Regions from separate parts of the Homo sapiens genome. Here region 2 is linked to region 1. Evidence: chromatin loops called from intact Hi-C (ENCODE). Cell type or tissue: CD4-positive, alpha-beta T cell. All regions are shown on one strand. Each heading gives the region's core, and the rest is flanking DNA. Links, peaks and the distances in the headings are about the cores only. Region 1 overlaps IMMP2L (inner mitochondrial membrane peptidase subunit 2). Region 2 overlaps DOCK4 (dedicator of cytokinesis 4).

The links. Peaks named below come from ENCODE experiments on the same cell type or tissue, not always from the same donor. Only the 100,000 strongest peaks of a DNase experiment are listed, where the experiment ranks them.
Region 2: it touches region 1 in a loop (9-fold over the local background); 65 of 110 quality-filtered maps call a loop at or near these places.

Annotation. Positions count from the first base shown.
Region 1 is chr7:111,093,596-111,106,212 of GRCh38, forward strand. The region is part of intron 3 of IMMP2L (inner mitochondrial membrane peptidase subunit 2); the gene reads right to left. It overlaps LRRN3 (leucine rich repeat neuronal 3), which reads left to right. Exons shown (of 3, transcript NM_001099658.2): 2 at 6,286-6,367. Among named protein-coding and RNA genes, the nearest start is that of LRRN3, 8.8 kb to the left of the region's middle. RefSeq lists enhancers at 3,196-4,123, 10,389-10,488. In CD4-positive, alpha-beta T cell, for the core only: CTCF peaks have their summits at 5,259 and 5,458; a DNase peak (open chromatin) is centred at 5,236.
Region 2 is chr7:111,730,800-111,743,416 of GRCh38, forward strand. DOCK4 (dedicator of cytokinesis 4) reads right to left here. Exons shown (of 53, transcript NM_001363540.2): 45 at 11,214-11,333; 46 at 10,741-10,862; 47 at 10,295-10,415; 48 at 8,597-8,678; 49 at 8,335-8,444; 50 at 6,118-6,190; 51 at 4,255-4,368; 52 at 1,427-1,488. Among named protein-coding and RNA genes, the nearest start is that of DOCK4-AS1, 71 kb to the right of the region's middle. RefSeq lists an enhancer at 12,080-12,617. In CD4-positive, alpha-beta T cell, for the core only: a CTCF peak has its summit at 5,034 (motif pointing left); a DNase peak (open chromatin) is centred at 5,062.

The DNA.
Region 1 (12,617 bases), core at 1,959-9,958:
GTGGATTCACTCTTTAACCTTAGTAAAGCTCACATACATATTTTGTGGATTACAGAGATCAGTAATGTGCCCACTTCAGTCTGAGAAATACCAACACTCCAGGCCCCCGGTGTTGCCACTCAGTGTGTGCCAGTGAGTTTGGTGATTTGATCAGCACCTACGAATGCCAGATGATGGACATTTGTGTATGACTGGAAGATTTACCCATAGTCTCCCCAAATCATGTAACTATACCAGAAATAGCACCTTCCTGGCAAGACAATTCAAAGGACCATTTTTTTCAGGGTGTCGCTTGTCACAGGCAACATGCTGAGTTAGAATGCTGATGAGTAGGTGGAATTTTTTATTTGGAGGTGGTGGTTGTTGTTGTTAATGGCTTAATAAACGGTGCTACCAGCCTTCCAGGCCAGCAATTTAGTGACCTACAAAAAAGGTGATCAACTTATGATGCACTAACTATATTTCACTGTTTCTTTGTTCTTTCCTTTTTTGTAACATCTTTTGCTTTCGCCATGTGATGGGTTTGATGTTTCACTCCTCCCCCCGAATCTGAATTTTTTTGGGGTGTAACATTCCTGTGTAACATGGCACTATGGTATTTATTACAATCTAAGTTGATCAGAAAGCTCTATAACCGGAGTTTCGTTTTAAAAAAACACTTATGTAAGTTAAATGTTATTACTTAATTAGCAGCCCCTGAAAATGGGCAGAGGTGAGGTATCTGTTGGTGAATCTGAAGGAGATCATTAAAAGAAAGCTAATAGTAGACTAAAAAATGAGTTCCTACTTCTAGCCTCAGTAAGGATGCTCCTCTAAAATGATTTAAAATAATGTGGCTCCAGCCAGTCTGAAGAAACACTAGACATGTGTACAGCACACTAAAATGTTCCATGTAGACCTGGTTCTGAGAGTTTAGCTACTTATGTATCACTCTTTGGTACATGAAACTAAATAAAGCAGGTAAACTCTAGGCAAAACATCAGTACATCTTGTCAGTGCTGTCAAAGATAAAGCTCTCTGATATTGGCTATGCAATGAGTACTTAGGAAAGCTTCACTGTATAACAACTGAACATAGCTCCTGCACAGAGCTCAGGGAATTCCTCTCCTCTCCTTCTGATAAAGTGATGTATTGTTAGACATCTACGAAGTCACTAGTAAAACATGATAACAATTATTTCTTTAGCCACAATGTGAAAGGAAAGGAAGTCAAATTCTAATATAAAGACAGTAGCTGGTGCCAGAGGATGGGAAAAAGGAACAGGGATAAATCGGAACGTTTTTCTAACTTGTTGAAAGGAATGGAAGGTCTCAATAGATGCTATTTAGAGGTCATTAAATACAGGATTAACAAGGAAGACTTAATGTCCATCTCAAATCTTTCTGAAGAAGTACAGTACCTACAGGGCCATTTACTATATTTGCATAATTGTCAAGTTTGTATACACCTGCTTGCTATTATGTTAATTCATCTTTAGGCCATAATAAGGGAAGAATTTTCTATGGTGCCATTAATAAAAACACATGACACAGCTTCAGGAGACGGGGAATAAAGAGGGGAGACATGCTTTCATAGAATAAAATTTTTGAACTGAAAGAGACATTAGTAGCTAGTCTAATATGTTCATTTGATAGGTGAAAAACACTGAGGCTGAAAGGGTTTGAAATCGTTATAATGTAATACATTATACTTTGTATTCACCCAGCTATTTATTGGAGAGGCCTAGGTTAGAACCCCTTACAATACTTCCTCCAGAATTCCATTAAAATTCTGCCTCCTTGGTCTTTCAAAAATAATGTTTTCTCAAAAACCTCCTATGTGCAAAAAATCCCCCCAAATTCACAGATATGTACAAAAAAGAGAAATATTTATTCAGATAATCAAATATTCTAAAAGGAAAAGCCAATATTCAATAATAGAAGCAACGATTTATTAAGTATATAACACCCAAATATTTCAAACCCATAATTCATCATTTGAATATAGTTTACCATATTCTGTAAAGTCATAAAAATTAGAGTTTTGCCCTGTTTTTAAAACATGTTAATAATAATACTGCTATCCTTCACCTACAGAGACTCAGCTATTGATCATCCACTATAAGTTTTAAGGTTTTCCAAGAATTCTGAAGAGGCTTTCCACATCTGTTTTTACTTGGTTTCACTGTAAATAATTTAAGGCACTTAACATGTGCCCTTTTTTTATATACAGTGTCCACTCTCAGGATCCATGCTTTGCTTATACATCTCACTGGAAAACAATAAATATATTATCAGGACAGCAATCCCTCTCCCTCTCTCCCTCCCCTACCCCATCCCAACTTACTTTTTGATTTCTAGAGTCAGACTGAGAGCTCCAGTAGGCAATGATATCTCCTTAATATCACAATCCTATTCTTTTCTTTTGGGCAAATTTCTCTGTTTTTAAATGTGCTCTCCAAATTTTGCTTAACATAATAGTAATTAATTGACTCAACTTGTAAGAAGGATACAAAATATAAACACAATAATTGTGAATATTTGTTTAAAGCTCTACCATTTACAGAGCAATTTTTCAACAATTACTTTGCTCCTCACAACAATCTGGTGAAGTAGGGTAGATATGATGATGATTAACATCTTTAAGACAGGAGAATGAGGTTCTGTGAGGTTAGAGACTTGCTAGCATGTTGAGGTGCAAGGGTCTCTGACTCCAGAGAGTAGAAGAAAATATGGGTGCAGCACTGGTCCCTGGCATTTCTGAAGTTAGTAATAAATGTTAGTTCCCTTTTTATGGAACTTCCACTCTAGATCTTACCCTTCCAACAACTATGTCCTTTGTACCATACCACACTATATCTGGATAGATTCTTGCAAATTAAAATCTTTATTTCTTAATTTAAATCACAGCTATTGCTATGCCTGAGTTAAATTTAAAAAAAAAAAAACAAAACAAAACCCACAACCAACATCTATTCTTGGAGAAAAAGACTGTATGTTGTTCTACCTACTCATCCATATGTTTGTCTGACAGCATTAGCACTTTGATAAACAGACACTTGGCAAAGGTCTCAAAAACTGGAAAAAATGAGATGAGTAAATTATTTAGGGATTTTCCAGGTTACTAAAAATTATGAACAAAGTCTCCAAAGTCACTTAAGAACCCCCAATGGATCAAGTGTCAACATAAAAGCAACTTCCTTAGCATCTCCTTTCTGGTTTGTCTTGGGTTGAAAATGACACACTAAATAAGATAAAAATACTAGTTAATTTGAAAGTAAACTGGTATATTTGTAAACTACTAAAGTCAAAATGCCAGTAAACTTACATACATTATTCTGTGAGCCCTTTCTAGGGGAGATTGTGTCTGTCAAAAGTAATATAGACCTTAAAATGAATAAAAATCCCTTTAAAAAATCTTCTAAAGTTTGTCATTTCACGCTTTACTTCCAGGAGGTGAAGCATTCCACAGATAATCAGCTACTCTATTCAGGGAAGGAGTGTAAACATCACCACTTTTTGCATGTTTGCATAAAAAAGGCCCACTGAATCAGTTAAAGGTTAGTATCAATAGGCAACATTCTCTATTTCCAAAGGCCTGAAGCTCCTGGGATCTAATTCCCTGAGGAACAATGGAAGAGGCACTGTTTCCCAACTGGTACAAAACAGGACTTCAGGAACAGCAGAATGTGTTCTCCAGGGATTAAGCCCCCTAACGTGAAGCTTGGGACTCACAACACTTACAAGTGACATGAATAATAGTAGATATTTTAACTATAGAAGACATTTAAGAGACTTCGTTTTCACTGTGATAAACAGGTTTGATTTGGACTTATAACTTTTTTCTAAAATTATCAAATTAATAACGACTATAATGAAATAGAGGCAAATATTTTAGAGGATTCATTCCTTGGGGTAACATTTGTTCTATAATTTATAGTCTCATAATGTTGAGAGATTAAAGCATTTAAATAACATTGTCAACTAACTTTCAGCTTACCTTTCTTAAGGAAAAAAAACAAAAAAATGTTAAAAATAGACATGTATTTTTCAAACATACAATTCATGTTTTTATGTCATTAGACTGTTTACTGTATCGCTATATTTATATGCCTCTGAAATATGGAGTGTTAATGGGGTCTAAATTTAATTCTATTTTTATCAAAACTCAGTCACTCAGAAATACCAAACACTGAACATGTTCTACAAAAAGTATTCAACATCTGTAGAATACATGGAACCACAATGACCTTTACTGAAATTTCAATAGTTGCAGGAAATAATTTCAATATATATCTACACAGATTATATTTTGATTTCTACAAAGGCCAAGGGGTTAATGACCTTAAACTGCAGGTGCCCAAGGCATTGAGAACAAAAAAGATAGAGCAAGCGAAAAGAGAATTGTGTCTAGGTCACAATGCTGTAGCATTGAAAAGAAAGTGCAACAGAACAGAATGGAAAGAGCAAAACAAGGTGACTGCCATATATGAAAGATAAACATACTCTAAGAACATATAAACTTTGAAAGCTCTATTCACAGTCATTCTTGAATGAAAAATATATAAAATGCCATTATAAGATATAAACATCATCCAAGTCAATTTGTTGTGTGACTAGCTGAACTGACTCACTTACCAAACACATAGTTTATATTTGTTCCTCTTATTGTCATTTATTACTCACGTATTTTTTACACAAACACCACAGTTGTTGAAAGAGTTTCATAAGGTGATGTTCAGCTAACTTTTTAAAATCAGTGAGGCATTTTCCAAACCATTTCCTCAATCAATTACTTTTTAATGAGGAAGCAAAATTTATGTAAATATCAAAGTCTCATTTTTATATTTAGGCTATAAATTATACCATAATATGCTGCTGTTGGGCAAAATAATCAAAGTAATGATGAATTAAAACAAATGTTCTGACATAAATTAATGTAAGCAGAGCCCTTATACGTTCAAACCACATCATCTCTCTTAGACAATCCTTTACTGGCTAAAGGAATGGTAATAATACTGGCAGATCTCATTTACAACATACAAGCATTTTCTGTGCCAAACATTATGCTAAGCACTTAACATACATTTTCTCATTTAATCTTCATAACGACCGTACTAAGTAAGCGCTATGTTTAACCCATTTTACCAACGTGAAAAATAAGGCTTAGAGAAGAAAAGTAACTTGCCATAACTAATGAAGAACACGAAAAGGAACCTAGGTTAGTTAGCTCGAAAGAACAAGCCTTTGTGCATGAGGCAACACTGCCTCCCGTTGGTACTGCCTAAATATAGCTAGTTGATATCGCCTTCCAAGAGTCAGATTCTCTATCAAAATACAGTAACTCTGTTTCTAGTTTCATATCATGCATTCTGCTCATACTAGAATATTATACCTTTGTAGGATTCTTCTTTTCTTTCTGAGAAAGGAGTGATGCTTTAATTATTTATATCTGAGTTTTGCTATCCACTAGATTAACTAAAATGATTTTTTGTAGTTCAATTCACAGCTAGACCTGTGAACTGGCAGCTTATAACTTCCTCTATCATCATTTTTCCATCGAGTGGAAGTCAACATACTTCTTCACCTGAGGTCATGCAGTATAATAAGTGACACAAAAGAAAAATGCAAAACTTAGCTCATTGGTCTCAAATTTCATTATTTATAATAAGCTTTCCTTGTATCTAGTTCCAAATTTTAGACACTTTTTTCCCCTCATGCATTCTCTTTTAAATGATGAAGATGAAAATAGTCTGAATACAATTTCATTGCTACTATGAGCATCAATTTTCAATGAAATTCATCAATCTTCTTCAGTATGAATAAGCTGCTAGCCCTGCAAAGTTAATTGATGAAAGCTGTAATTTGCTTTTCAAACTGAGGATGCTGAGCCAAACCTAAAACTTTAGTAGAAGCGTTCTATATTAGCTGTTTGTAAAACTTCAGCATTTCTTGCTATGTCACCTCCTGAAAGGGCTATCAGGGGAGTCCTTCAACTTGACTGTCCTACAAAACAAAATCTGAATGTAAAATTAAAGCAAAAATGTTGCTGAGGATTCCTCCAGTGATTAAAAATGGAGTTTAGAGAGCTCACATCAACATACATTTTCTATTCAAAATGAAGTTTTTTTTTTGAAAGTTATAAGCAATTAGACAACTAAAAAAAGAAATTCAATTTTGAGGTGATAAAAGGTTAAAGTATTGTGAATCATGAATAACCTAACATGTAAGAAATAAAGAAGGACATGTATAATTTAAAATTAAACTTTTGGGGTTTTTTTCCTGCTACTTCTTACATACAACAAAGACGAGGAAGAGGAGGAGAAAGAGAAAGAAGAGGAAGATGTTGGGCAACATTTATTTAACATGCTCCACAGCCCGGACCCTGGGTAAGCTCTTTGTACAACTCACCTCATTTCACTTTGATTCCATGAGGGAACTGAGGCTTGAAATGGAGAAGCATTTGCCCAACTTCACTCATTGGAAAGGTCCTGATTTGAACCCTGAATGTCTGACTCTGAAGCCCATGTTATGGTGTCTTCCTTAGCATGTATTTCTTTTTTTTAAATTTCAATAGCTTTTTGGGAAACAGATGGTGTCTGGTTACATGAATAAATTATTTAGAGGTGATTTCTGAGATTTTGGTGCACCCATCACCCAAGCAGTGTACACTGTACCCAATGCCTTATCACATATTTCTTAGAATAAGCATAATATATTTATCCTTAGAGAAGCATTTGACTTTTTATGCAGAAGCATCTAACAACAGGCTCTTTCTACAGTTTTAAACTTCTCAGCCAAGATCAGGAGTATATATATATAATAATATGCTTAAACTTTATATATAATAAAATATATGTAATGAAAATATATATTAAAATATTTATAACATATACAGATTTAAAATAAATACAATAAGTGCATCAAACTTTACAGTTTTACCACATGGTACAACCTGATTAGTATAATATTATTTAATAAATAATATAATGATAATGAACACTTAATATAATTCAACTAATCTAAAAGTATTACTTGTGGATTTTCTACTTAAACATTCTTATTAATCTGTTGAAAATGCATAGAGCCAAAAGATAAAAATTTAGGCTCTGGCTGAACTGGATTAAGGTTTTTTTGTTTTTGTAATTTTAGAAGTGTAATGTATGTAAAAATATCATGGTTGAATTCCAGGAGGATTTATGAACATCTAAGATCTTTATCATTTCTTAGGGAATGGAAATCAGTAATGAAATAAGGAAAGTTTTATTGACCATAAATATCTTGCAAATTGAACAAGTAGAACAATGTTTTAACCTTATTCTTTCAGCCCTGAATGTTGCTCACCAGTTTTGAAAATATTTGAAAACTTTTAAATATCTTTCTATATTTTGTAAAGATGATGAACATTTATAAGTTTAAAATTCCCCCATAAAGAATTTTTCCTGTCCAGAATGGTAACTCCTCCTCCTTGATCACCACATTCTGCCTCCACACCTGCTAGCAGTATATCGAATTCTCAACCCCATTTAAGCATGGTGCTTTCTTTTCACATCATCATATTTAGTTTTTAAGCAATCTGCTGCTCTGGATTTTACTTGATATAGACTTTTATGTCTTTGAAAGAAGAAATATTCTAAGATAATATCTTACCACTTATTCATTTAGACATTTCATCTCATGGTCATTTAATCAATGACCATGATATAGATACATCCCTAGTCATTGAACAGAACCTTGGCATACTGATAAGCGATAATGTCTATAAGATACAACAAGCAGAATCATATATTCGTGTCTGTGATGATGTACTACCAAACTCACTTGGGTACTTTTAATGTATGATCTCAGAATCTGTGAGAGTAACACCTAAGAATCCATACTTATTTTCTGCACAAAGTTACAGAATTATTGGGTTAAGATTCAAGTCTTTTTCTTTTGTCCACTGTCTACCATTTTTGTTGTAGATTTAGTAAAAAAAAAAATTACTTGAGACAATCGTTCGAATTAATACAGAATATACATAGGTACAACAGGTACAATAGGTATACTGTCTTGTATATTTCCTGTGAAATATACAAGAAAAATAAAGGTTCAATAGGTATATTGTCTTGTGTCTTCCCTGAGAAGACTGAGAAGAGGGTATAGCTAAATGAGTTAGGGGTTTGATTTTAAGGGACCTGACTGGGACATTCAAAGTAAATAGTCTCAGTTAATATGTAATAATGTAAGGCTGTGGTAAACATAGTTCCTATCTCTACTGCCCCCAATCTAAAAAGGTATACCATCCACAGTCATTTCTTGGCAGTCAGGTGATATCTGTAGAGTACTAGGTTATGTATCCTTAGGAGAAACATCTACCAAAAATGGACAAAACTCTTCTGCCCACATGTTCATGAACTCTAATTTTCATACACTATATCTCACTCCATATGGAACTCAAATGAGGGCCATGCAGAAACTGCCGCCAATATGATTAATGAGTGAACTCTACACTGCCTGTCAATTTCTTTAAAAAAAAAAAATGAGTCAGAATATAACAAAATCCCTATATTGGGATAGATTTTACAGATTTTAGGTCACTTGTTCAAAGTGACTTACAGACATAATTAGAACCAAAACCAGGTGATTCAATCCTTACCCAGTGGGTATTTCATAGCACATTGACTATGATTATAGTTTTAAAAAGTTTGGACCATATGCTCCTGTCAAATCATTCTTTTTTTTAATGCATCATGATGACCAAAACTTCCCAAACTCAACCCTATAGAGAAACTCAGCAGTGCCTTATCTGTGAAGGGCCCATATTTGTGGAACCTCTTAGCTGCTGGAGTTTAGCAGAAGCACAATTCACTGTCATCCAGTCAGTTTTCAAGATGTCTCTTTAGATTGTCATTTTATTGACAGTAATGTGTTGCTGCTGCTTTACATCAAACATGTTAATTACTTGAGTCTGGAGTTTTGAATTTTTGCCCTAAAGTGATTTTAGCTGAAGCATTATTTTGTTTTGTTTAAATCAGTCAAATAAAAGAGAGAGAGAAAAATTACTAAATGGAAGCCCACAAGTATAATAAAAGAATGGAAACCACAGAAATAGCAAGTTTGAAGTTTCATACCTATCTAAAAAATAAATAGAATAATCCAGCTTCTTCGTGCTATTCTATTAGAAACTTCCACTACTCTGGGACATTCCATCTCAAATTTAAAAAGCTCCGAAACCATTCTTCACTAATCCTCTTTGCTAGGGTCATAAAAGACTTCATAATATGTATAAAATAATTACAATCTTTGAAATTATAAATCTCATTGTAAACTTATTTTTTTAAACGTTAATTAAAACCCCAATGTCCCAATTTCCCCTTAAAAGACCATATAGTATAGGACAATGAGCACTCAAGCCCTTGAGTTGCTAAAATTTAAAAATTGCTGACAATAACATGGTCTTTTTTAAGACTACAGTGTCCATTGATCATAGTGACTTCACAGTTTTCATTTCTCTCTTATTTGTACTCTAATTAGCATTTTGCGTGAGTACTAATGAATGTTGTTAAATTTTAACAATATCTATTAGACTTTGTTTCCTGCAAAATGTAACTATATCTCAAGAAATAACAACTGCATTACTCCATCATCTCAAAAAACCTGTATTAGCATTTCTGCAGATTTATGGTTAATAATTGTACTTCTTTATCTCTATCTATTCCGTTGCCAACAAGCATACACGTATACATTTACACTTTCACACACAGACCAATATTGGATTTTTTCAAATATTTGCCAACTGCTAATAGTTTTTACCAGTTTATAAATATTTAACTAAGTCTAGCCACACTGATTTGCACCTGCTTTCCAAGGATTTTTTCTTCTTCTAAGACATGTCATATAACTAACATGGTAAATAGCGTGATACATTTTTAGAATTATTTTCACAGAAATAACCAGAAAAATATCGATTAGGCAAGTAAAATTCTACAACCTTTTATGATAATCAGAGCCAAATGACATTTAAGTAGTTCTATTTTGTTCTGTCATTTCTCCTGTTCCAATATTTTCACCTGTAAGTTTAAGTTACAGCAAATTCTAATGAGTTCTTATCCGTATGATGACTTCTTAATATGATAGTGATTAACATTTAGTAACCACTCTGTATGTGTCGGGTGCAGAAGAACTTTTTTATACTATGAACTTTTAACGCATTATTTTATTTAATTTTCACAACATTCCTTTCAAGTAGGTACCATTATCACTCACCTTTCAGTAGATGAGGAAACAATGACATGGCAGCAGCACAGAAAGAACGAGAGTCCATGCCTGATCCCTTAATGACTAGGCTGCTTCTATTGAACACCATTTTGAGAGTACCAGAGAGCAAAATAAGGCATTTGTATTGGCAATTCAAGAAATTTTAGGGTTAAATGTGGAACAAAATGGGAACACTGAAAAGTGGTACTCCTGTAATATGTGTGTGAAATGAAAAGTTACATTTTCATTTTCACTTCCCCAGCATAACAACTCTTCATATCTCTGAGTTTGGGCCTATATTCAGGCAACTTTTTTGAAAGGCAAATTTGCTGGAGGATACCTTCCTTCATTCATGCATGCACATACCTGCCTTTACTATTCGCATCTTGAGCCAATTTTGCAGAGTTGGAAATGATGAAACTCCAGGTAGGGGAGAGACAAAAGTCATATGATTTTCCTTCTCCCACTCCCTCTGTGTCCCAATTTCCTGTAAATGTTTACTTCTGTAATCCACAGTTCAAATTTATTGTAGAGAATGAAACAATTTCTTTTGTTATCTGCTTTAGATTTACCAAACTCTACATTTTGTTCTAGAAATTGTTCTCACTTCTGTTGATAATGCTCCATGTTTATATATTTTGATATGATGTCACTTTAGTAACTAATACCATCACTTCTATTGAAGCTGATATCAATTTTTTAAAAGGCTGAGGGGACATTATATGTGAAACTACTTAGTATGGTTGCCAGCAATAGTTGTAAATCATGCTAAATAACAGAAAAGTCTCATCATTAATCCCCCTATCTAGTCTTTTTGATTCGGGGAGCAAATGCTAAAGAAAAATTTTTAAATGTGGAGAAAAGGAAAATTAATAGCAGGGATGAAAAGTGTGAAGGACTTGTCACAAGCGATGAGATGTTAATGTATTCACAATAAGCTGTAAGCTACACTTCCTATCAAATTAAAAATATGCATAGAAATACCCAGCCTCGCATCTCATTGGAAGCAGGGCAAAATCTATTTAGAACGAGAGGGTCATGGCTTCTAGAACAGTGGGGAAGACAGAAAAAGAAAGCAGAGAGAAGGGGACAGTCTCTCACACAAAAGAGGAAGAAAAACAAAAAGAAGAGATGGGGAGTTCCAAATATAATGGCTGTTACAAGTGATTTGAGTCTAAAATGTGAATCTACTTGCCAGAATGCAAAGAGCAGAGAGGCATGACCATAGAATTCCAGAAGCTCCCAGTCCAGAGCTATTTCCTATTTCCTTACTAAAGGTCTCATTGAGACAAAAATATATTCTTAACTCTGTAGACTGTAAATATGTGTTTTCAAATAAAATAACCACAAAACCTTTGAAGTGCCCTTTAAAAATTAATTTGATTCTTCTTCATGAAATAAAGAATTCTTATGTCAATAGGCTGAAAAATTACAAAACAGATGTCAAATAACCTTCATTTTGCAACAACCTTCTATGAATCTGACATCTAGTTATTTCAGTTAACATCATGTATAAAACTCAGAAACTCCGAAATTATGCATCCAAAGAATGGAATACTAATTCATGACAGCATGTTGAAAAGAGCAGATAGAACAATACACCACAACAGTACATAAATTGACCAAATGAGACTGCATACGTTACCATCTTCCATGACAACAGAAACTTACTGACGGACAATTTACATCTGGTTTGCTCCCTTATTCTGCAAATCACAAAAATGGGTTGCTGTAGCAACTGCCACATGCAATTTAGCTGGCTGGGGGGAAAACACCCTTAGAGTACTTTCTAAGAAACAAATACAACATGTATTTTTGTTGTTCCTCCTATCCTAAATTGAACAAATCTCCTGACAGGTCTATTTTCCCATAGCTTTAAAAATGGGCTTGCTCTCTGTTGTTTGCATTTGTATTATGTGTACTAACAATTTATGCAAAAGGTGAAAAGAAAAAAAAATCCATAAAAATATAAAAGAAATAGATAGAGATGCCTATATCTAGTCACATGAATGTGATAGGGCCATTGTCTTTTATAGCATCCCCACTTTTTATCACTGACAGCTCTTTTAGCCAGTTTAACTCCACTGATGTATGTATCAAATCTACGCATGACACTCCCAGGAATACACAACATCTCAATTCCTAATGCACCAGCAAGGGCAAGCTTATTTTTCTGAATCAGAAACAAGAGCAAGTACAAATAATAGGCAGTTAATTTTCTTAGAAACATATTTGTAATATCACAGTAACACATAACATAGTCTTTTTCCAAGGATACAGCAGAGGACCTTAGAACATATAATACCAACATTGGTGCACATTGGAGCAGACAAATTAGCACCTACATGCTAAATAAAATGGGAGGAATACTCATCCTTTACCTACTTACTTCTCAATTGG
Region 2 (12,617 bases), core at 1,893-9,892, 640 kb after region 1:
CGAACTGCATATGGCCAGTAAAAATGTACACAGGTCTGCTGAGAGACAGTATATACCAGCTTGCTAAGACTATTTTATAGCTATTCAAACATTTTTAGCTCTTGGGTTCTTTTTAATGTTTAAGAATTAATCTCTTAAGACTTATTTTCTTACTACCCAACAAAATTTAAGTTGAAAAATACAGATGATAATTCCATAGCAACGTGTGGGAGCTCTGTGTGAGTAAGGGCAAATGTAAAAGTGCGGAAAAGCCATGTTGCTTTCCTTTCTATCACATCGAGGTGACAGGCTATGACTTCCAGAGTGAATGCTGTCACAGGTACTTCATAATAACAGCTGCATTACAGAATGAGAACAAAACGAGCAAATCACTTGCACTTACCCGCGAATTTCTACGTCAGAAATTCTGGCAATGCAAGGGAATCACACTTCTTTCAATTTTCTCCATTTTGCGGGGGGAGGCGGGTTGTTTTCCCGTTTCTCAATTTCTATCAGCAACTATCGTTAGCACCACAGATGCACTGGATCGCAACCTGCCCCTATGTGTTTGTAGAGGCTAATTTGTCTTTTGCACATTAGCTAGAACTAGCTCATCACACAAAGGACATGGAGCGTGTAAATCCTAAGTCACTCAGGTACAAAATCATTCTTTCGACACACTTCATATTTGCCTCTGGTGCAGCAGTTCTGAACACCAATCTCTCACGTACTGACAATCCTTGAAGCCGGTCTGATTCAATTTGGATAAGACTAAATATTATTCTTTATCTTCATGAGGGATTTTTTATGTTTAAAGATGTTAAATAGCCCATGTCTACAAACCAATTCGAATGTCTGACCTTTACAGCTTTCCAGTTTGTTCCCTAGAAATCTTTTAAATCCATATTACTGCCTTGTTTTTCATGATCAAGTATGTATTTCTAATGTAAATGAGAAACTTGGTATAAAATATTAACAGAGAATGTTAGGTTTGGCTTTGACAAAATGGGTTTGGCTGACGATAAAGGCAAAAAGACACAGAATATTTAGTAGATCTTGATACTGATGTTTCTCAATCTAAGTGTGTGTGTGTGTGTTTGATGTACCTTAAACTAAAAGGCCAGGCTGAAAGTTTCCTAGGAGGTACATTAGGACCACATTCCTTTCCTAATTCAGTATATGCACTGACTTCAGTCTGCAAGTTCTCACTGCTACCATTTGGAGAATGAGGCTAATAATCGAAAAACAAATGGCTGCGTTTGTGCAGGAGGCACCCAGAAGGGAAAGTCCAGTGTTGTTTTTCTCAACCAGCTTCCCCTATCCCTGATTGATAAGTTCTTTGCCTGGTCCCTGCAAATTAAAGCACCTTTTGATATATCTGGGATGAGTCTTAGAGAAAAAGAAAACTGGGCCAGTCTCTAGCCTCAGTCGAAAGAAGGGCCTTTACCTTCAATGGAGATCGCCCGGCAGGCGAGGGGGATACTGATGTCGTGTGTCTTGCTGGTGAAGCTGTCAATGGGGAGAGAGATAACATTTCAATTAAGAAAAACCAGACGATTGACTATCTGCACATGCCCTCTGTGTTACAAACCCAAACAGATGATCCAGTGCATAAGGACCTTCTAAGCAAAGGGGGTGGTGAGGATGGGGGAGAAGCTAAATGATGCCTGTCTAGAATGGGTTCTCACAAAGGGTGGCACTGCCAAGATATGGGAGCATCAGTGAAAAGTTATCATGGCATATATGATGCTTTGACTATTGACAGGTTCCCAAACTGATCCAATGTCCTTTCCGTTTCCCCAAAGTCCAGGTGCTTCTGCACTGCTTGATCTGTCTCATAAGGTGCTTTTAGGTGTGAGATGCTAGGGAGCAGTTCTTGGGGAACAGCTGTTGACTTTGGCGTGAGCACCAATGGGAACACCATGGCCACCCCAGCAGCCTGGAACAGGTCTACGGGAACATATTTAATCAGCTCCCCCCAAACAACCCCAGTACTCCCCAAATAGGTAGAAAACCCTTGGCCATGGCCATACAACAGGTGCATGGTTTTCCATTTCTTCCCCTAATGCTTGTACTCAGGTCTTCCCATTATCCCCTGGTGGTGGGTCTCTATGGATTTCATCATCGTGGCCAAGAAGAGTGAACTGTTTGCTTTTTCTCACTAGATTTTCAAGTCCTACACCTGGAACACAGCATGTGTGATAGCACTGTTCCTGTGTGCATGCTTGTATAGCAAATCCAGCTCTCTAAAGCATAGCCCTGTATGGTAAAGGCTGGCGTGACACAGTCAACAGGGTGAGAGTCAGCCACATTTCTCAATTCCACAGAGACGTTTCGGTGAACTCTGGGTATGTCGCTCTGTGATTAGCTGCTACTCTCCCAGCTGTCACAGTGAGGTTTGCAACTCACAACTACTGAAAGGCTGTAAGAAAGAAAGACAGTTACAGAGCCCCACAACAGTGACCACAGATGATGACATAAGAACAGACCATGAGAGCAATCAGTGCAGAAGGGATGGCAGCCCTGCCAGTTAACTTGGGAGGGGTAAGGTCATCTGTGTGCTCTGGGTCCTAAGGGGTCAGTGAGAGTGCTCCATGATCACACTGGTAGTGTGCAGCCTCTCTCTTGCACTCTTGAATGCTGGGGCATGCTGTCAGCACGTGTCACATTCTAATACCAGCCTTAGTTCTCCTATCCTGTTGATCGTGGGTGCTGATTATGGAAGAAAATCACATCTGTATGGAGAAGCTGATCCTGACGGAGAACTATGTTCCTGCCTTAACGGTGGTAGAAAGTTGATTGTTCCCTAGGACCCTCTTCCTCCTGACTCAGGCAGTTGCTGACACCACCATGGTGGCCCCTGCAACCACAGCATATTTGCATCAATATTATTCCTTAAAAAATGCTTTTCAGGTTCTCAACTTTAGGGACACAACCAGGTTTAAATTGGAGACTGCCTGAATATATGTACATCGTGAATGAGATACAAATAGTTTGGCCGATAAGTTTTAGGCCTCTGTACACATACTGATATACTAATGCAGGTGATCAATAAGCTTAAAGTTATTTCTTGTTTTCTTTGAAGACCTCATATGTCTCTCAAAAATTATTGGTGACTTGACTTTTGGCTTTGACAAGTATAGAGTAAACTAGGTGGCACATAGTTTATTGTGTTTTGTGGCAAGGTCTCACTTTGTTGCCCAGGCTAGAGTGCAGTGGCTCAATCTTGGCTCACTGCAACCTCTGCTTCCTGGGCTCAAGCAATTCTCCCACCTAAGCCTCCCAACTAGCTAGGACTAGAGGTGTGTGCCACCATGCCTGGCTAATTTTTGCATTTTTTTTTGTAGAGATGGGGTTTTGCCATGTTGTACAGGCTTCTCTCAAAACTCCTGGGCTCAAGTGATCTGCCTGCCTTGGCCTCCCAAAGTGCTGGGATTACAGGTGTGAACTACCTTATTTGGCCCAGGCTGAAGTGCAGTGGTGCCATCTTGGTTCACTGCAACCTCTGACTTCTGGGCTCAAGCCATCCTCCCAAGTAGCTGGGACTACAGGTGTGTACCACCACACCTGGCTAATTTTTATATTTTTTGTAGAGACGGGGTTTTGTCATGCTGCCCAGGCTGGTCCCAAACTTGTGAGTTCAAGTGATCCACTCACCTTGGTCTCCCAAAATGCTGGTATTACAGGCATAAGCCAAAACACCTGGCCAAGATTTTGCTGCTTAAACGACCACCTGAGGGGATGCGGTACCCTGAATCAACCCTTTGCGAAATATAGTCCTTGCATAAAGACCTCTCAAAGCAACAGATAACTATGGATACAAAGTTAATGACTCTGATAAGCTTATGGAGCGTAACTGTTAGTCAATGGCTATTTAGAGGCAACTGGAAACTTTGGCATCAGTCCTGAATAAGACTGAAGAAAGTAGCTGAGTTAGCGGAGGTTGATAAGAATGAAGTGGTTCAAAGTGAAGGTTAGAGAAGATGCTAGTGGCCTACCAAGGTTAGGGTGCCTCCCCGAATTTGAGAATGGTGGCTTGGTAAAGAGCACTCTATAAAATCTGTCCGAGAGGCTTACTTGGAACAGACCACTGTTTGACCCCGTGTAATAGAAGTTCAGGAAAGAGGGAGACAATTGTCAAGGAATTATGCAGCTACTAAGGTTTTTATCCCAGAAATCAAACGCCTACCTTTCTCTCAGGAATTCAGGACAAACTGGAGTAGTCAATAAAAGTTATTTTATAAAAGTGATCATTCAAATTCTTCAAATACCCACCAGTCTGTGTGGGTCTTGGAGGGACAGGGGGAGAGATAAGTTTCCCACTATCCGACATGTTCTTGGCTTCCTTCCCACTGTCCAGGCTCCAGCTGCTAGGGGTGGGGTTCACAGCTGGAAGGGAATAACACAGCTAAAAACACACGGTCCAGCTTTGCCCTTCCAATGCTTGAGATCTTAGAAGAAAGTCAGAATTATCCAGAATGAAAAACTTAACTGGATGAAAAACAAAACAGGAAACTTCTTGAATACTAAACCTTTATTTAATTGGCTGCCTAACAGTTATAGTTACCATTTAACTGGGCGCTAACAAGTCTCTTTATTTCCCTTAATGCTGTCAAAGGGAACTACAAATCTTTACACTGGGGTGTAAAACTTGCTGAGAATTACAAATGTGTTTAGATGCTGGATAACAGATGGAAGATGTAGTCACTGGGCTATTTTAAAACTTGGCTTTTAGTAGACATTTCTGGACAAGTGACACCTAAAAATGGAGAAGGCAATGACATACTAATATTTTAACTATTTGGCAGAATTCTTGGGAAAGAACAGCCATGCAATATTATCTCATTGATAACTCTTTCTGAAATCAATGAATTACACTGAAATATGTCCTTAAAAAATGATTTGGAATATGGACAGTGTCATTCTTATTTTGTAATTTGTCTGCTCTGTGCTTCGATAAGATGCAGGAATATGGGGCAATCCTGGCAGGAATAAGGGCAGGACACGCTGGTTGTAAATAGCCACTATGCAATGAGGTTTACAACAGCAAATCTGGGTTCCAGTGACTCACTCCCTGTACAGACACTGCCATCTGGTGGGCATGTTGAGAATTTCAACATTTTACCACTCGACCATTTTCACTTAATGGGATGGAGTTACCACTCTTAAAATTCTTTTTCTCTATTCTTTTAAATTTGCATCGTGGTTTTCTTTAGTAGAAGGGGTGAGAAAAATACCACATTCCTTAGTTCTACTGACAAAGATGAACATGTGACTTGTAACATTAAAGCTAAATTTGTGTTTTAAAATAATTTTGCCTAAGACTTCACTAATTTCCATCTCCCAAGGAAAGTTCTAATGTAGCAGTGTACCCAAATGACAATAGTTTACTTCTTAATGAGGGCAATTAAAAGGCACTTTCCCAGACTATTTCATTAACGACTCTTGATTTATTGGCCTGGGGAACTGCTCTTATTTTTGAGGCTTGACCCTGAGAGAGGTGAATGGGTGACTTGCTGCAAGCCCCGACCCCGTAGCTGAGGAAATCGTGTTTAATCTGCTCTTCATCTTCTGCCGTGTTGCAGACTGATCCTAATTGGCTATTTACTGCTGTCCATGTGTTTGGTTCTCATTTTGTGTGACCTTGAGGCAGGGCACACTCCATTATGCACTGGATTGCAATTCTTAAATGGTATTTAATTGTACAAGAGCCGTATCTGAGTCACAACAAACAACACATGAGTTGGCTGAATGAGCTTTGTAAGGGAGACGAAGGATGGGACCACCGAATCGATCCGGGTGAAGCTATTTTCATTGTGCTGAACAAGGAGCCTAATTGGCAACTTTGCTTCAGGAAGAGGAGGCATTGCCTGGGTGACTCACTGGATGATAACAAAAAGCCATTAAACATAGGCGTTCCTATCTTGCTCAGATTCTGCTGTTAAAATCTTATAGGAAAACAGCTTTTGAAGAATGATCATGAATAACTGTCTTTCATTAATCCCTTAAAGAGCATACTAGTCCTGATCATTAAAGAGCTAGAGCACTGCTTTCCACACAGACACACAGAAGACTGGAGAACATGAGGATAAAACAAGCCCTTACACATTCCAGGACTGACCATGGGGCTGGCCTTACCTTTTTCAGGTGCAGAGAGATTTGGGTCACTGCGTGGCAAGGCCCCGTCTCCAATATGATTAAACAGCATCCTCTGCAAAGTTACAAGGGTTGATTTTTATGATGTGATATACGGGCATGTGAAACCTTTCAGAAAATGAGACGATTATCTCCTCAGTAAAACTTTTTGTTCAAAATAATTTTTGTGTGATATGATGAGCCTAGGAACAAATAATTTAATTATATTTAAGTAAAAGGGGGTGGGAAGAGCCTTAGGTTTTGAGAAAGAAAAGAGTGTTGGAAAAGTTTGTATTATATTTTAAATATAAATGGTAAATGTTCATAATAAAATGTAAAAAATAAATAGTAAATAGCAGTTGTGCTATGAAGTTCTTTTTTTTTCTTTTCTTTTTAGAGATGGAATCTCACTATATTGCCCAGGCTGGTCTTGAATGCCTGGGCTCAAGCAGTCCTTCCAACCTTGGCCAATCCCAAAGCGCTGGGATTACAGGCATGAGCCACCACACCTGGCCTGTGTGGAGTTCTTTGTAAATACAAATGCTACAGTGGTGATATAAAACAGAAATAAGAATTAAAGGAGAAATATTAGTTCAAAAAATCACTAGTGAGTGAAATTTAACCCCTGCATGTTAAAAATCATTTATTAGGTAAAAAATATATGAAATAATTGATAGTCTACAATTTTTAACTTATAAAAATGCCAGTTTTACATGGTTTTACCTAATATATTAAATAGAAGGTACCAAGTCCTTAAAAGTAGATGTACTACGGCAGTGCACACTATTGAAATTTAGCAACATATATACTGCTTCCAATTTTACTAAAACCAGAAAACTTGGGAGGCTAATCAGAGAAGGCTTTCAGAGTTGCCCATGCTGACAAGAAGTTCTCCTGGAGCAGAACAAACTGAGAAATTCCCTTGCAGCATCATCAAGTGACAAAGGGAAATAGCTAGTCCAGCCAAATGCACTCAGATATAATTTCTGCAAGACATCAGCGTTGTGCAGAGGCGGTACCCTGGGACTTTCGGGAGGATCACACAATCAGCAAAGACAAACCAATGAAGCCAAATCCCACTCTCTCTCATCCACTTCCGGATGTGGCTACAGACTTCTGCCAGGATGGTGTAGAAAAACAGAAATTAGCTGGAGTAGAAATAACTATTTTTCTCTGCTCCTAAACTATTCCCAAATCTTTAAAACTCAGGGCTACCCATGAATCTTCAACTTTGAAACCACCCTTCAAGGCTCCTGAAGTGCCCAAGGGCTGAGCCCAAGCCTCTGCTCTCAGAAAAACAGGGATCACTTCAAAACCAAGTTCAGGCAGGGGGTGAGGGCCAAGCTCCCTTACTCGCATGAGCAGTTGACAGGGAAAGGCTGAGGACTGAACCGCTCTTTTCTCATGCATTCAAGAATGGCAAAGGCAAACAAATTGCTCCTATACTCATGGGTACCCAGATAGGAATCGATTGCAGCTCTTTTAAATAGGTCTAGGCAAAGGCAAAGACTGCTGGGCAGGAGAATGCTTCTCTTCAAGGGTATTTTCCTAGTTTAAGAGGTTCCCCCAGACTTCTGTTACATACACAGGGCATGCAAACACAGGCACTTTATTCACCCAACTACTTTGCATAATGTTTAAGAAGCAGCAATGAAATAGATCAAGGAGGGTAAACTTCCCATTTCCCTTTTAGCATCACTGCCAAGCAACTACCATGTGTCCCTATCAGAAATATGGCTCAGGGCCGGGAGTGGTGGCTCATGCCTGTAATCCCAGCACTTTGGGAGGCCAAGGCAGGTGGATCACCTGAGGTCAGGAGTTCGAGACCAGCCTGGCCAACATGGCAAAACCCCATTTCTATTATAAATACAAAAATTAGCCATGTGTGGTGGTGGGCACCTATAATCCCAACTACTCGGGAGGCTGAGACAGGAGAATTGCTTGAACCCAGGAGGTGGAGGTTGCAGTGAGCCAGGATTGTGCCACTGCACTCTAGCCTGGGTGACAGCGAGATCCTGTCTCAAAGAAAAAAAAAAAAAGATGGCTCAGGCAGAAATTTCTAACCATGGGCAGAAAACAGAGGTGCAATCTTCACCAGCTGGATTGGTCTGACACTGCCCAGCTGCTTGCTTTTGGCAGCTACCGCGTGTTTCTGCAGAGATAGGTAAGCAATTCCAGAATTGTCCTTGTTTTCTAGTTTCTCTACCCTACAAGGAGTACCTGCGAAGGCTCCACAGGTGTTGGATAGATGGCACTGCATGGTCTCTCTCTTGGTGACAGGCAAGAGTTTTCTCGGGAATGTTTGTGTTTGTCAGACAACAAAGGAGAAGCTGGGAAGAGAAGGAGAGAGAGGATCATCAGCATGGTAGTGGTGCTGCACCTGTTTGGAGGCGAGAGCCTGAACGTGTGGCAGCTGGCCACAGTTCCCAGGACTAGAAGGTTCTCTGGGCACCCTCAGTCTTCCCCACACTCTGGCACTGACCTCTGGCACTCGATGGAGCAGAACTTGTCACATTAGGTGAAGCCGAGTGAGTAGAACTCAAGCTTGAGGTAGATGGACTTGGCTGGAAACACACAGGGAGCTATTATCATACCCTGATTAAAGGCTTCCCACGACACTGACGTATTTGAAACAAAATCATCAACTTTTTTTCAAATTAGCAACAAAAAGTCCGTTTAACAATATAGAAAATCTTAATAACTTAGATTGACAAAGAAGTCTGCATGAATTAATGAAAAGTCTGAGATTTTGACTCCTGCCAAAGGAATGCCTTCGTGTTAGATTCAGCTATACACTGTGACTTCGTACCAGTTAGCAGTGCATTCCTTCATTGAGGTATAAGTAGAATGACTTCCAGCCTAGGGCCCAAAAACAGGCGAGTGCGTCTAAAAGGCATAAAATATGCCTTCTTGTTATCTGTACAAGTATGTTCAAAGCATGAATTTGGAAATAAGTGTTATGTCTCCTTTCCAAAGATAGTGGTGAGGAAAATTTCAGCTTAGTCTTACTGAACTATCATAAATGCCATATTAGTAGTGTTTAAATAAAATGTTTGCTTGCAGGAGTTATACTGGCTCTAAAATCCCTAAAAACTACATTTTTCTTGTATAAAAAAAATACCTTTGGAAACTTTCTGATATGTACATAAGTAAAGATAATTTTAAAACAGACCCTCAAATCATGTCTTTTTTTCTTTTTTCTTTGAGACACAGTCTCGCTTTGTTGCCCAGGCTGGAGTGCAGTGACATGCTCTCGGCTCACTGCAACCTCCTCCTCCCAGGTTCAAGCGATTCTCCTGCCTCAGCCTCCCGAGTAGCTGGGATTACAGGCATGCGCCACCATGCCCGGCTAATTTTTGTATTTTTGATAGAGACGGGGTTTCACCATGCTGGCCAGGATGGTCTCGAACTCCAGATCTCAAGGTGATTCGCTCACCTCGGCCTCCCAAAGTGTTGGGATTACAGGCATGAGCCACTGCACCTAGCCAAATCATGTCTTCTTAAAGAAAAAAAAAGCCATTTTGGAATGCTAAGAGGGGCCGGGCGCAGTAGCTCATGCCTGTAATCCCAGCACTTTGGGAGGCCAAATTGGGCAGATCACTTGAGGTCAGGAGTTCGAGACCAACCTGGCCAACATAGTGAAACCCCGTCTCTACTAAAAATACAAAAATTAGTCGGGCGTGGTGGTACACACCTGTAATCCCAGCTACTCACGAGGCTGAGGCACGAAAACTGCCTGAGCCCGGGAGGCGGAGGTTGCAGTGAGCCAAGATCGCACCACTGCACTCCAGACTGGGAGACAGAGTGAGACTCGCTAAAAAAAAAAAAAAAAAAAAAAAAAAAAAAAGGCAAGCTAAGAGGCAGCTAGTGAGTGGCAACACACTCTGAGAGTCCTGGACTGCAGAAGGAACTTGGGGCAGGTCTCAGAGCTGAACCTTGTGCAGCGTGCCTAGGCTTTTCCATCGCTTGCTGATGTCGTCTTAAAGCGATGGGGCAGTTTTAAGAGAAACGTCTTTGTAGACTCTAGAGACCCATAAAGCAAGAAGAGTGTTTAAAGGTTTGTCCTTAAGCCAAGTTCTTGCTTGTTGGTCTGTTCATCAGCACAGCAGAATGAACAGAAACACTCATGATTGAGACAGAAAAGGAATAAACACAACCAGACAAAAAGCTAATTAAGTACCTGCATGTTAAAGACTTCATCAGAGCTTTCTGATTGCCCTGTAATATTGCTTACTTCAGCAGAAGCTTGTGAGGACAGTGAGGAGGAAGAATATCGGTTGACAGCTGGGTAACTTAACGGGCTGTTTCAGGGGGAAAAAAAAGGTCATTAACTCAGTCTCCAAATTGTACTTTATCATGTGCTAGAATGCTATGAAACCAAAGGGGGGAAAATACATTCCGTTTTGTTTTCTCCTGTTTGCCTCAATATAATCAAATGTTTGAGTTTATTTATTTCTCATGCTGTTGCTGTTTTACTGGTGGCAGAGGTCTGCAGCTGCCTCGCGGGTTAGTTATTTCATTAAGAAATAGCGTATTTGACAAATTGTGCCATAAAGAATGAGAGAACCATTCCAGATCAGCTTGCGGGTGAGGCCAAATTGTAAGATAATTTGGAATATGACTTACCTGCGTCTAGGAATTACCCTGGTACCATCTGGGCTCACAGAAGCAGGTGCTGAGTTTCTACACACACGAGGGCTTCCATTAGGAAAATGGACAGGACTGGCTTGCATACAAGCAGAGAACTCCTAAAGATGTAGTAAAGGAAATATCTCATTACAGTAATGATTTGGGCAAAATAACTTATGAGACAGGTTAGCATACTAGGCACACATCCTAATTGCCATCAAGTCTTCACATAGGGAGCTATTAAAGCAAGTTCCAGTATTATTTGGCTTTCCCTCACTTACATTTGTGTTTTCCCAAAAGGAAAGCCTCGCAAATAGCAGACAAGGCAATTGTATTTGAGGGCTCCCTGGTAAAACAGTGCAGTTTGGTAGAAAAACCACAAGATGTCACTATTGGATACATCATCATCCCTTTAACAAGCAAACGGCAGTGATCAGGCTGCCCCGCCATGGACACCTAAGTATACATACCTGTATCCCTAAGCTCGACTTCATCACAAAGAATTGGTCAACCAGCTTTTTGTGAAGGGGTCTCATATCTTGAGGTACAAACTTCTCATGCACGGCCAAACCAAATTCCAGAATCTGTGCCTTAATTCACAACATAAGGAAAAAACCTCACATCAATGACTACCTCTCACTAAGTGCCTGCTATGGGCCGAGCACTTTACTACGCATTTCGCTTGCATTATTGCTAATCCTCTGCCTCTGACAAGGTAGGAACAGCTGTCACTTTACAGGTGAAGAAAAACTGAGGATCTGAAAAATCCTGCATGGATAAAAGACAAATGGGGATTAGAACTTGGTTCTGATTTCAGACTTAATTTTCCTACTCCCCCAGGCTTCTTTCCCATGTATTTTAGATCTATAATTATAATGCCTCGTAACAGTTATGTGTCCTTTTGGCCCCTTCCTTCTCTCCCCAGGGTGGAGAAGGAATAGGGGCATGTGCTGCTCACTGTTAAGAGGGCCGGCAATTCTCCCTTAAAGATCTCTTCTTTGCATGGCACCCTCTCCCCCCACATTTCCCTCTCCCACTAGGTTCCTCTGTGCTCATCCATCCCTCCCACAGACTTTCAGAATCTGCCAGGGAGGATGGAAAAAACAAAACAAAAAGGAATTCTATGACAGTTTCCATGCTTCTTGTTTTTGTTTAAAAAGATTATTCCTGGCCAGGCGCGGTGGCTCACGCCTGTAATCCCAGCACTTTGGGAGGCCAAGGCGGGTTGATCACAAGGTCAGGAGTTCAAGACCAGCCTGGACAACACAGTGAAACGCTGTCTCTACTAAAAATACAAAAATTAGCCAGGTGTGGTGGCACGTGCCTGTAGTTCCAACTACTCGAGTGGCTGAGGCAGGAGGATTGCTTGAATCCGGGAGGTGGAGGTTGTAGTGAGCCAAGATCATGCCACTGCATTTCAGCCTAGGTGACAGAGCTAGACTCTGTCTCCAAAAAGAAAAAAAAAAGAAAAAAGAAAAAAATCCCAAAAAACATTATTCATATTCACTTATAATTCAACGAGAGAGCAGGTCCTACTTAAAAAACTTTCCTGCAGTGAGGATCCGAAGAGATGAAGGTAAACATTCAACCTTCCTTTGTGCAACCATCAACAGTGTGTGATTCCTTTGATTCGAGCAGCAGCTGTCTTTTGTATTTTAAAAATGCCCCCCATGCTAACATGGTCAAAAGGACAAATTCCATAGACTGGGAGGAAAACGAATCCTATATCACCACAAGGTTTTGTTGTTATTGTTGCTATTTTTAATCTTTGCAGCTCGTGAAGATTTTAGGTTGAAAGCTCAGGTCAAACAGGACTGACCCTGGCGGGTTGGGGCATCCAGCACCTTCCCTAAGGGACGGGGCTCTGGATGCTG